3 separate regions of the Homo sapiens genome follow, and regions 1 and 2 are each linked to region 3. A link is an interaction called in ENCODE POLR2A ChIA-PET data of the cell type or tissue named here. Cell type or tissue: PC-9. All regions are shown on one strand.

Evidence for each region. ChIA-PET counts read pairs that join two places held together with the same protein. Peaks named below come from ENCODE experiments on the same cell type or tissue, not always from the same donor. Only the 100,000 strongest peaks of a DNase experiment are listed, where the experiment ranks them.
Region 1: POLR2A ChIA-PET joins it to region 3 with 7 read pairs; 6 of 35 experiments call an interaction of 5 or more read pairs at or near these places.
Region 2: POLR2A ChIA-PET joins it to region 3 with 6 read pairs; 6 of 35 experiments call an interaction of 5 or more read pairs at or near these places.

Annotation. Positions count from the first base shown.
Region 1 is chr1:8,241,475-8,245,474 of GRCh38, reverse strand. It overlaps LOC105376695 (a long non-coding RNA gene), which reads right to left. Exons shown (of 3, transcript XR_946937.3): 2 at 1,175-1,285. Among named protein-coding and RNA genes, the nearest start is that of LINC03154, 16 kb to the left of the region's middle. In PC-9, no CTCF peak of the experiment used is centred here; no DNase peak of the experiment used is centred here.
Region 2 is chr1:8,304,926-8,308,925 of GRCh38, reverse strand. No RefSeq gene overlaps it. Among named protein-coding and RNA genes, the nearest start is that of SLC45A1, 11 kb to the left of the region's middle. RefSeq lists a silencer at 1,051-1,251. In PC-9, no CTCF peak of the experiment used is centred here; no DNase peak of the experiment used is centred here.
Region 3 is chr1:8,059,839-8,063,838 of GRCh38, reverse strand. The region is part of intron 2 of ERRFI1-DT (ERRFI1 divergent transcript); the gene reads right to left. Among named protein-coding and RNA genes, the nearest start is that of ERRFI1-DT, 35 kb to the right of the region's middle. In PC-9, no CTCF peak of the experiment used is centred here; DNase peaks (open chromatin) are centred at 1,648 and 2,398; H3K4me3 peaks cover 954 bases; H3K27ac peaks cover 4,000 bases.

The DNA.
Region 1 (4,000 bases), 180 kb before region 3:
GCTCCACCACGCTCAGCTAATTTTTTGTATTTTTAGTAGAGATGGGGTTTCACTATGTTGGCCAGGCTGGTCTCCTGAGCTCAGGTGACCTGCCCACCTCAGCCTCCCAAAGTGCTAGGATTACAGGCGTGAGCCACCCCACCCGGCTGAAATCATTTTTCCATATTTGCATATTATGTCATTAAAAAAAAAACAAGATTAAAGACACCATCGAAGTTTTATATGTAACCCCCTCCCTGATCCCTGGTCCTAGTCTCTTTCTTCCCAGTGGGAACTCTTTTTCGGGTATTTCCATGCATATTTTAATTCTTTTATTTTTTTTTTGAGATGGAGTTTCATTTTTGTTGCCCAGGCTGGAGTGCAATGATGCAATCTCGGTCACCGCAACCTCCACCTCCCAGGTTCAAGCGATTCTCCTGCCTCAGTCTCTGGAGTAGCTGGGATTATAGGCATGCGTCACCACGCCCGGCTGATTTTGTGTTTTTAGTAGAGATGGGGTTTCTCCATGTTGGTCAAGCTGGTTTTGAACTCCCGACCTCAGGTGATCTGCCCACCTTGGCCTCCCAAACTGCCAGGATTACAGGCATGAGCTACGGCGCCCAACCACGTATTTTAATTCTCCTACTACAAACACACATGTCCATAAACATGCATACCATTCTGTGCATGTATTCAGGCTTCATATAAATAGCATCATACTGTAACATTTTGTAACTTGCTTTTGAAAATATTTTATTTTTGAGATTTAGTCATGTCGACATATGTAGCTGTGGTTTACTATTTTCATTGCTTGTAGCATCATCTGTATTCCCTGATGAGTATTTAGATCAAGGGTCTCAAGCGTTTTCTGCAGAGTCAGGTTGTAAATATTTCAGCCTTTACAGGTCATCCATTCTCTGTGCAGTCTCTCAACTCTGCTGTTGTACCCGGAAAGCAGCCTTGGACAATATGCAAACAAATGGGCGCAGCTGTGTTCCAATAAAACTTTGTTTATAGAAACAGGCAGTGGACAAGTTTTGGTCTGTGGTCCGGTTTGCTGACCCTGATTTAGTTTATTTTCAAATTTTGCTGGTTCTAATCCAGCTAGGTCTAATATTGTTGTGCCTGCATCCTTACACACCTGTACAAGTGATTCTCTAGAAGGTGGAATTACCATGTTATGGGGAATGCTTACCTTCAACTTGACTGTGTACTGCCAATGGCCCTCCACAATGGTTGTACAGAGTTCATATGGATGAGAGTTCAGGCTGCTTCTGTCCTTTCCAACTCTGATATTTAATTTCTCCTAATGTGATGGACATAAAGTGATACCTCATTACGGTTTTAAGTTGCATTTCTCTATTATTCTGAGGTTGAGCATTTTCTCTTATGTATTAGTCATTTGGGTTTCCTTTTCATGAACTTGTTCATAGCCTTTGCCCATTTCTCTTTTGGGTTCTTATTTATTTATTTAGATGGAGTCTCACTCTATCACTCAGGTTGGAGTACAGTGGCGCAATCTCGGCTCACTTCAACCTCCGCCTCCTGGGTTCAAGCAATTCTCCAGCCTCAGCCTCCCGAGTAGCTGGGATTACAGGCGTACACCACCATGCCTGGCTAATTTTTGTATTTTTTTAGTGGAGATGGGGTTTTGCCATGTTGGCCAGGCTGGTGTCGAACTATTGACCTCAGGTGATCCACTTGCCTTGGCCTCCCAAAGTGCTGGGATTACTCAGCCTCCCGAGTAGCTGGGACTACAGGTGCCCGCCACCATGCCCGGCTAATTTTTTGTATTTTTAGTAGAGACAGGGTTTCACCGTGTTAGCCAGGATGGTCTTGATCTCCTGACCTTGTGATCTGCCCGCCTCGGCCTCCCAAAGTGCTGGGATTACAGGCGTGAGTCACTGCGTCTGGCCTGATTTTCATTTTGAAAGATTGCCCTGGCTGCAGGGTGCAGCCAAGAGTGCCCTGCCACTGCACTCCATTCTGGGCAATAGTGTGAGACCCTGTCTCAAAATAAATAAAAAAAATATAAATTTATTATTTTTATTTTTTATTTTGAGACCCTGTCTCAAAATAAATTTAAAAAATACATAATTTTTTAAATTTATGAGACCCTGTCTCAAAATAAATTAAAAAACAAAACTCCTACCACACCCAGCCAATTTCCTTCTTTCTTTCTTTCTTTCTTTCTTTCTTTCTTTCTTTCTTTCTTTCTTTCTTTCTTTCTTTCTTTCTTTCTTTCTTCCTTTCTCCCCCTCCCCTCCCCTCCCCTCCCCTCCCCTCCCCTTCCCTTCTCTTCTTTTGAGATGGAGTCTTGCTCTGTCACCAGGCTGGAGTGCAGTGGTGCAATCTCGGCTCACTGCAACCTCCGCCTCCTGGGTTCAAGCGACTCCCCTGCCTCAGCCTCCCGAGTAGCTGGGACTACAGGCATGAGCCACCACACCTGGCCCTTTTTTAAATAAATAAAAAATAAACAAATAGTGCTGGGCGCAGTGGCTCACGCCTGTAATCCCAGCAGTTTGGGAGTCTGAGGTGGGTGGATTACCTGAGGTCGGGAGTTGGAGACCAGCCTGACCAACATGGTGAAACTCATCTCTACTAAAAAAATACAAACAAAATTAGCCAGGCGTGGTGGCTCGTGCCTGTAATCCCAACTACTCAGGAGGCTGAGGCAGGAGAATTGCTTGAGCCTGGGAGACAGAGGTTGCAGTTAGCCAAGATAGTGCCACCGCACTCCAGCCTGGCCGACAGAGTGAGACTCTGTCTAAAAAAATAATAAATAAATAAATAAATAAATAAATAAATAAATAAAGTATCTTGGATATTACATAGGTCAGCTTCATTCTTTTTAATGGCTGCACTGTTCCACTGTACAGATGCCCCCGATGTGTTTAACCAATTCCATATTCATGTACATTGAGGCGATTTCCTGACGTGTTTTATCAGTCCACTTGTCTTGTGTTACAAATGATGCCTTTGTTTGCTTGTTTCTTTGTTTGAGACGGAATCTCACTCTGTTGCCCAGGCTGGAGTGCAGTGGTGTGATCTTGGCTCACTGCAACCTCTGCCTCCTGGGTTCAAGCGATTCTCCTGCCTCAGCCTCCCGAGTAGATGAGATTACAGGCGCGCGCTACCTTGCCCGGCTAATTTTTTCTATCTTTAGTAGAGACAGAGTTTTAGCATGTTGGCCAGGCTGATCTCGAAACTCTTGACCTCATGATCTGCCCGCCTCGGCCTCCCAAAGTGCTGGGATTACAGGCGTGAATCACTGCCCCCAGCTTGTATTTTTTTTTTTTTTTTAGTAGAGACAGGGTTTTACCATGTTGGCCAGGCTGGTCTCCAACTCCTGACCTCAGGTGATCGCCCACCTTGGCCTCCCAAAGTGCCGGGATTACAGGCATGAGCCACCGCGCCCGGCCACAAATGATGCCTTAATGAACGTTCTGGGATCTATGTCTTTATGCATGTGTGCCGCAGTGTCTATAGGATAAATAGGAAGAATTCCTAGTTTTGAACTCCATTTTCTATCCCACACCCCTTTCCAGAGACCGCCGTGCTCTTCGCTGAAGACCTGTACTTGCTTCAGCCAACATCCGCCAGGTCATGCTGGTCTTTGCTTCTTCCTTCCTTCCTGGCAAGAAGACAAAACCAAAGGCACACAGAGCAGACAGCTCGCCTTCCTGTGCTTTTCCTGTGGACCTGTGGTTGCTCCTGGGCTGTCATAGCCTCTGTAGACTTCGGACCTACTTATTTATCTAGGCGTGCAGTGGCTGCTGCTCTGTCCTGTCTCCACTGCCTGCCTGCCTACTTGGGTGTCTGGCACCCCGGGCTCCTCCCTTCCTTCAAGGATGGCATGGGTCTTGGACTTGGATCCATGGAATCTGCTTGCTTTTCCTTATGCTGAAGGACTTCTCAGCCTGCCCTGTGTCTCCTGTGTTTGCGATGCTGGTTTTCTCCTTCCTAAAATAACTGACCCTCCCACCCATACCTCATGCTCCATCGTCAGCCACAGTCCAGA
Region 2 (4,000 bases), 250 kb before region 3:
TGGCCTGCTGTAATTTTCCCTTTTAGAAATGCCCTATCGGGTTTTGGTTTCAAGGTCATGCTTGTCTCATAAAACAAATTACAGAATGCCTCCCCTTCCCTCCCTTGATTTTCTTCTCTTTCCAGGTAGGATTTGGGTAAGATTGGCATTATATTTTTGTTAACTGTTTAGAAGAACTCATCAGTGAAGCAGCTGGGACCAGAGTTTTCTTTGTGGAAAAATTTAAAATTGTGAATTCGATTTCTTTAACAGTTATAGGCTATTCAGATTTTGTATTTATTTCCCTCCTTCCTTCCTTCCTTCCTCCCTTCCTTCCTTCTTTCCTTCCTTCCTTTCTTCTTTTTTTTTTTTTTTGCCTCACTCTGTTGCCTAGGCTGGAGTCCAGTGGCACAATCTTGGCTCACTGCAACCTCTGCCTCTTGGGTTCAAGCAAAAGTATTTTTTGGTAGAGATGGGGTTTCTACCAAAACCCTACCAAAGCCTACCATGTTGGCCAGGCTGGTCTCTAACTCCTGACCTCGAGTGATCCACCTGTCTTGGCCTCCCAAAGAGCTGGGATTATAGGCATGAGCCACTGCGCCCAGCCAGATTTTATATTTCTTTTTGTGATAGATTGGTGATATGTGTTTTCCAAGGAAATTGTCCACTTCCTCTTAATTTTAATTTTGGCACAAATTTCTAACCTTTTAAATGTCTATAAGAGCTGCACGGTTGTTTATATGATGGGCCGAGCTGTGTCCCCACAAAATTCGTACATAGAAGTCCTAACCTTCAGTACCTGACTGTATTTGGATCTTCAAAGAGGGAATTAAAGTACCTTTATAAGAAGGGGAGATTGGGACACAGACAAACACAGAGGGAAGACCCTGTGAGGACACACAGAGAAGATGGTATCTACAAGCCAAGGAGAGAGGCCTCAGGAGAAACCAACCCTGCTGATAGAGCTTGGCTATGTGTCCCCATCCAAATCTCATGTCGAATTGTAATTCCCAGTGTTGGAGGAGGGACCTGCTGGGAGGTGACTGGATCATGGGGGCGGACATCCTCCTTGCTGTTCTCTGGACAGAGTTCTCAGGACAGCTGGTTGTTTGAAAGTGTCTAGCACTTCCCCCTTGCTCTCTTGTGCTCCTGCTATGACCATGTGAAGATTGTGCCTGCTTCCCCTTCGCCTTCTGCCATGATTGTACGTTTCCCCAGGGCTCCCCAGAAGCAGAAGCCTGTACAGCCTGCAGAACCATGAGCTGATTAATCCTCTTTTCTTAATAAATTATTTAGTCTCAGCTATGTCTTGATAATAGTGTGAGAACAAGCTAATACACCTGTCCACATCTTGATCTCAGACTTCCAGCTTCCAGGACTAAGAGAAATAAATTTCTGGTTGGGTGCGATGGCTCATGCCTCAGCACTTTCGGAGGCTGAGGTGGGCGGATCGCTTGATCTCAGGAGTTCGAGACCAGCCTGGGCCACATGTTGAAACCCCAAAAGAAAAGAAAAAGTGAAAAAAAGTGAAATAAATTTCCATTGTTTAAGCCACTCAGCCTGGGGTACTTTGTTATGGCAGCCCTAGCAAACTCCTAATATTGATTACTTAGGAGTGAAATTTACTTAAGACTTTCTCTCTTTTTTCTTGATCAGTCTTGCCAAGGGTTTATCATTAATGTCTCTTCAAAGAACCAGAAACAGGCCAGGTGCGGTGGCTCATGCCTGTAATTCCAGCCCTTTGGGAGGCCGAGGTGGGCGGATCACCTGAGGTCAGGAGTTCGAGACCAGCCTGGCCAATATGGTGAAACCCTGTCTCTACTAAAAATATAAAAATTAGCCCGGAGTAGTGGCAGATGCCTGTAATCCCAGCTACTTGGGAGACTGAGGCATGAGAATCACTTGAACCTGGGAAATGGAGGTTGCAGTGAGATAAGATCACACCACTGCACTCTAGCCTGAGCAGCAGAGTGAGATTCTGTCTCAAAAAACAAAAAACAAAAAACAAAAAAAACAGAAATAATAATAATACAGATAACATGTTCATCCTCTATTTTTATGCTTATTTTCTACTTCATTAATTTCTGCTTTTATCTGTATTATTTTCTCCTTCAGCTTTCTTTGGATTTAATTTGCTGTTTGCTTACTAATTTCTTAAGCTGAAAGCTTAGGTTGTTGACTTTCCAGCCCTTCCTCTTTTCTTTCCTTTTTTTTTTTTTTTTTTTTTTGAGACAGGGTTTCACTCTGTTGCCTGTGCTGGAGTGTAGTGGTGTGATCTCAGCTCATTGCAGCCTCGACCTCGCAGGTTCAGGTGATCCTCCCACCTTAGCCTCCCAAGTAGCTGGGACTACAGGCACGAGCCACCATGCTTAGCTAATTTTTTGTATTTTTGGTAGAGACAGGGTTTTGCCGTGTTGTCCAGGCTGGTCTTGAACTCCTGGGCTCAAGTGATCCTCCCTTCTAGGCTTCCCAAAGTGCTGGGATTACAGGTGTGAGCCACTGTGCCTGGCTGACTTCCTCTTTTCTTTTCTTTTTTCTGTTCTCTCTCTCTTTTTTTTGTTTTTGAGACAGAGTCTCACTGTCCCCCAGGCTCCAGTGCAGTGACACCATCTTGGCTCACTGCAACCTCTGCCTCCCAGATTCAAGCGATTCTCCCGCCTCAGCCTCCTGAGTAGCTGGGATTACAGGTGCACACCACCATGCTTGGCTAATTTTTGTATTTTTAGTGGAGACGGGGTTTCACCATGTTGGCCAAGCTGGTCTTGAACTCCCGGCCTCAAGTGATCCGCCCGCCTCAGCCTCCCAAAGTGCTGGGATTACAGGCGTGAGCCTCCACACCCAGCCTCTTTTCTAATATAAGCATTCCAAGTTGAGTTTCCGCTAAACAAGACTTTAGATGTATCCTACACATTTTGATACATAGAATTTTCATTATCATTGAGTTAAACATTTCAGCAAGACAAACAAGTGAAAAATAAAATTGAGAGGTAGCATTGTGGGCCTGGGGCTTAGCTACATTTAGAAACATGGATTTGGATATTAAGAGATGGATTTTGGTCAAGGGAAACAGACATTATTTTCAGGTTCCACTCTGCTGCTAACCATTGTAGGTGGAACAGGGCAAACTGAGAGGGTCCCTCGACTCGCTAACTTCCATTTAAACACTCTCTGTACCCCGTTCTCTCCTGCCTTGGCCTCTTTCTGCTCTTAGACTTGTATAACCAATCACTCACTTGTTTTCTTCACTTAGATTTTTTTGTTGTTGTTTTTTTGTTTTGTTTTGTTTTGAGACTACGTTTCACTCCTGTTGCCCAGCCTGGAGTGCAATGGCACGATCTCAGCTCACCACAACCTCCGCCTCCCAGGTTCAAGCAATTCTCCTGCCTCAGCCTCCCAAGTAGCTGGGATTACAGGCATGTACCACCACACCTGGCTAATTTTGTATTTTTATTAGAGATGGGGTTTCTCCATGTTGGTCAGGCTGGTCTCGAACTCCCGACCTCAAGTGATCCACCCACCTCGGCCTCTCAAAGTGCTGGGATTACAGACATGAGCCACTGTTCCCAGCCTTTTATAAATTTAATTTTATTTTATTTCTTTGAGACAGAGCCTTGCTCTGTTGCCCAGGCTGGAGTGCAGTGGTGTGATCTCAGCTCACTGCAACCTCTGCCTCCCAGGTTCAAGCAATTCTTCTGCCTCAGCCTCCCAAGCAGCTGGGACTACAGGCACATGCCGCCACACCTGGCTAATTTTTTGTATTTTAATACAGACGGGGTTTCACTGTGTCACCCAGGCTGGTCTCGAACTCCTGAGCTCAGCCAATCCACCTGCCTCGGCCTCCCAAAGTGCTGCGATTACAGGCGTGAGCCACCGTGCCCAGCCTTACTTAGATATCTTATAGGCACCTCAAATTTATCATGTCCAAAACCAAACCCTTGGCCAGGTGTGGTGGCTCATGCCTATAATTCCAGCACTTTAGGAGGCCAAGGCAGGAGAATTGCTTGAGGCCAGGAGCCTGGGC
Region 3 (4,000 bases):
AAAGAAGAAGGCTTTGTCTCTGTCTTCTCCCAAGAGATGGAAAGGAAAAGCTGGAATTGCAATTTGCAGGATAGCCTAGCCCAAGCTGTAACTCCCGCACCATCCTCTGAAGTAAAAGCTAAGTATCTAAAGGGAAGGCTTTAATGGAAATATAAGACCCTGAAACAATGCCAAAGAAGGCTGTTTTAGAAAAATGACAGAGTACACATATCCTTTAAATCCAGTAACATTCCCTTTTAGCAGCAATTGGTGTCATCAAGCAATAATGGGAATAAGCAAAAGCACACAGGCTTCCAAGTCAGACAGACTGCCACCATTTAGTAGCTGTGTGACCTTGGGCCAGTTACCTAACCTCTCTGACACCTCATTTTCTTCATCTGCAAAATGGTGATAATTATACCTACTTTTAAAAGATTATGGTATAAAGGTTAAATGAAATAATATATGTAAATGCACAATGCCTGGCACACAATAACCTCCAATAAACAGTCACTACAATCGTTTGCCTGAAGATTCTTCGTTGGCTTTGCATTTCTAATAAATAAATAAATGTTTCGAGACTTTCTTTTTTCTTTTTACCACCAAGTGAGGCAAAGCTGACTCTGCTTTCTGTCCAACCCTACTTTTTTTTTTTTTTTTTTTTTGAGACAGGCTGGAATGCAGTGGTGCCCTCATGGCTCCCTGCAGCCTTGACTTCCTGGGCTCAAGCAATCCTCCCACCTCTGCCTCCCAAGTAGCTGGGATCACAGGCGTCAGCCACCATGCCCCGCCAATTTTTGTATTTTTTTGTAGAGATATTTGCCTTGGCTCCTATCTCATCTCTTGATTTGAATCATAACAAAAATAGAAGCAAAAATCCTTGAGTGCCAACTCATGGGTCCTGAATACAAACAAGAAGGTGAGACTTCCATAAATGAAGCAACTAGAACGAGGTTTTAAAAACGTATCTCTGAGCCAGGCACAGTGGCTCATGCCTATAATCCCAGCACTTTGGGAGGCTGAGACACGAGGATCACTTGAGCCCACGAGTTGGAGACCAGCCTGGGCAACAGAGTGAGACCCTGTCTCTACAAAAAAAAAAAAAAAAAAAAAAAAACTTAAAAAAATAGATAGGCATGGTGGCACACGCCTGAGGTCCCAGCACTCTGGGCGGCTCAGGAGAGAGGGTCACTTGAGGACAGGAGTTTGAGACCAGCCTGAGCAACATAGCAAGACCCCATCTCTATGAAATAAAAATAAATAAATCATAAATAAAAACTGTATGGTCCAGGCTGGGTACAGTGGCTCACACCTGTAATCCCAGTGCACTTTGGGTGGCCGAGGCGGGTGGTTCACTTGAGGCCAGTAGTTTGAGACCAGCGTGGCCAACATGGTGAAACCCTGTCTCTACTAAAAATACAAAAAAATTAGCCAGGCGCGTGCCTGTAATCCCAACTACTCAAGAGGCTGAGGCAGGAGAATCACTTGAACCCAGGAGGTGGGAGGCAGAGATTGCAGTGAGCCAAGATGGCGCCACTGTACTTCAGCCTGGGCCACAGAGTGAGACTCCGTCTCAAAAAAACAATAATAAACCTGTATAGTCCAGTCCTAGATTATGTGATGTAGACTGAAATACTATGGTGATTCACAAGTGGCAAAATGTGATATGGGTTAGAGCAGTGACTCACAAACTTTCTGTGATAAAGGGTCACTTCTTTCGTTTTACTTTGTTTGGTTTGGTTTTATTTTGTTTTGTTTTAATTTCCACCCCTTCAGGAACCAAAAATCAGTCCTATTGCCCATGACTTTAACACAGCTCACGCAGCATGCAACTCATCACAAGTTCAACAGCATCCAAAGGGGTCCATGCCCCGTCAAGACTAATTCCCTGATCATATGCTTGGGTGTTGGGGACAAATGCTCAATTGCTAAAAAGTCTCTTACCCTTATTTACTTTCGATTTCTGCGTTCCTCTTGTCACAAACCGTAACAAGCAGATTCCGAACTAGTTCTAAACTAGTAGTTCGCAAACTACTCTGTGAGTTTGTCCTGATCTGGATGTAAAGGGTCGGATTTTGGTTCTCAGAGGAGCATCCCAGAAGGAGCAGTGGAAGACAAAGCCAGGTCCTAGAGGCTGGAAGAAACCCTGCATGTACTTGGTATCATTATTTTTATCACAGCTCAGTACAAATCAGTAGAATTTGGGGTGGGGTATAAGATACAGCAAGAACCTCTATATTTCATAAAATGAGGGGAAAATTATTTCAGTAAGGATCCCAAAAACAACAAAAAGAAGAAACACACATGAGGGTGTTTCCAAACCACCATCTATCTCACTGGCTTAGCAGCAGCAGCTGAGGAGTGGAAGCCAGAAGTACATTCCCATGGAGGAAAGTAAACACTTCATGTTTGCACATCCATCTCAGGAATCCTCTTAGTCACTGAAGGAAAGCAGACAGGAGTGAGTCCAAGGTTTTGGTCAAACCCTGCCTGGCATGAACTAATGAGCTCAGGCTCAGGCCATACTGCCTGGGTTCAGATCCTGGCTCATCCATTTCCTAGCTGTGTAGCCTGGGGCAAGTTGCTTGACCTCTCTTTGCTTCTATTTCCTCAGCCATAAGGTGGGAACTACCCTTCATCAAAGAGTAGCTGTGAGGACTGAAGGAGGCAACGCATGTAAGTCCTTTAGAACAAAGCCTATTACATTGGAAGTGTTATTATTATTATTATTATTATTATTATTATTATTATTGAGACAGAGCCTCGCTCTGTTGCCTAGGCTGGAGTGCAGTGGTACAATCTAGGCTCACTGCAGCATCCGCCTCCTGGGTTCAAGCGATTCTCCTGCCTCAGCCTCCCATGCAGCTGGGATTACAGGTGAGCACCACAACACCAGGCTAATTTCTGTATTTTTAGTAGAGACAAGGTTTCACCATGTTGTCCAGGCTGGTCTGGAACTCCTGACCTCAGGTGATCCGCCCACCTTGGCCTCCCAAAATGCTGGGATTACAGGTGTGAGCCACCACGCCCTGCCATTATTATTATTATTCGGAGACAGGGTCTTGCTCTGTTACCCAGGCTGCAGTGCAGTGGTGCGATCGTGGCTTACTGCAGCCTAGGCTTCCCAGGCTCAAGTGATCCTCCCAGCTCAGCCTCCTGAGTAGCTGGAACCACAGGCACACACCACCATGCCCGGCTAATTTTTTTATTTTTATTTTTTGTAGAGACAGGGTCTTGTTATGTTGCCCAGGTTTATTTTTTATTTTTTATTTTTTTTGAGACAGAGTCTCACTCTTTTGAGTTGCTCAGGCTGGAGTGCAATGGCGCCATTTCAGCTCACTGCAACCTCCGCCTTCCGGGTTCAAGCAATTCTTCTGCCTCAGCCTCCCAAGCAGCTGGGATTACAGGTGCCCACCACCAAGCCTGGCTAACTTTTTGTACTTTTAGTAGAGACAGGATTTCATCATGTTGGCCAAGCTGGTCTCAAACTCCTGACCTAAGGTGATCCACTCGCCTCGGCCTCCCAAAGTGCTGGGATTACAGGCATGAGCCACTGCACCTGGCCCCAGGTTGACCTTGAATTCCTGGGCTCAAGTGATCCTCCAGCCTCGACCTCCCAAAGTGTTGGGATTCCAGGTGTAAGCCACTACGCCCAGCCAGCTATTACTAGTACTGCTACTACTGCTACTATTACTATTTTTATTAGGCTTTTTTCTTCTTGCAGGTTCATTCCCAAGACCAATTTTAGAAGTATTTAAGAAGTCCTAGTCTAATTCAGCAGCTCAGATGATGAACCCCTGATATTCAAAAGCCCTAAGTCTGAACAGAGCCTCTAGGAATTACTGTTTCATTGGCCCCCTTCTCGCAGTTAGTTGCTACTCACATCCTTCAAAGCCCTGATCAAATCTCACCTTCTCAATTAAGCTGTATTAATTAGAAATTGTGTATAACTGCACGGAATAGAAACCCATCTCCTCGACCAGAGGCAGGGTCTCACACTTGTAATCCCAACACTCTGGGA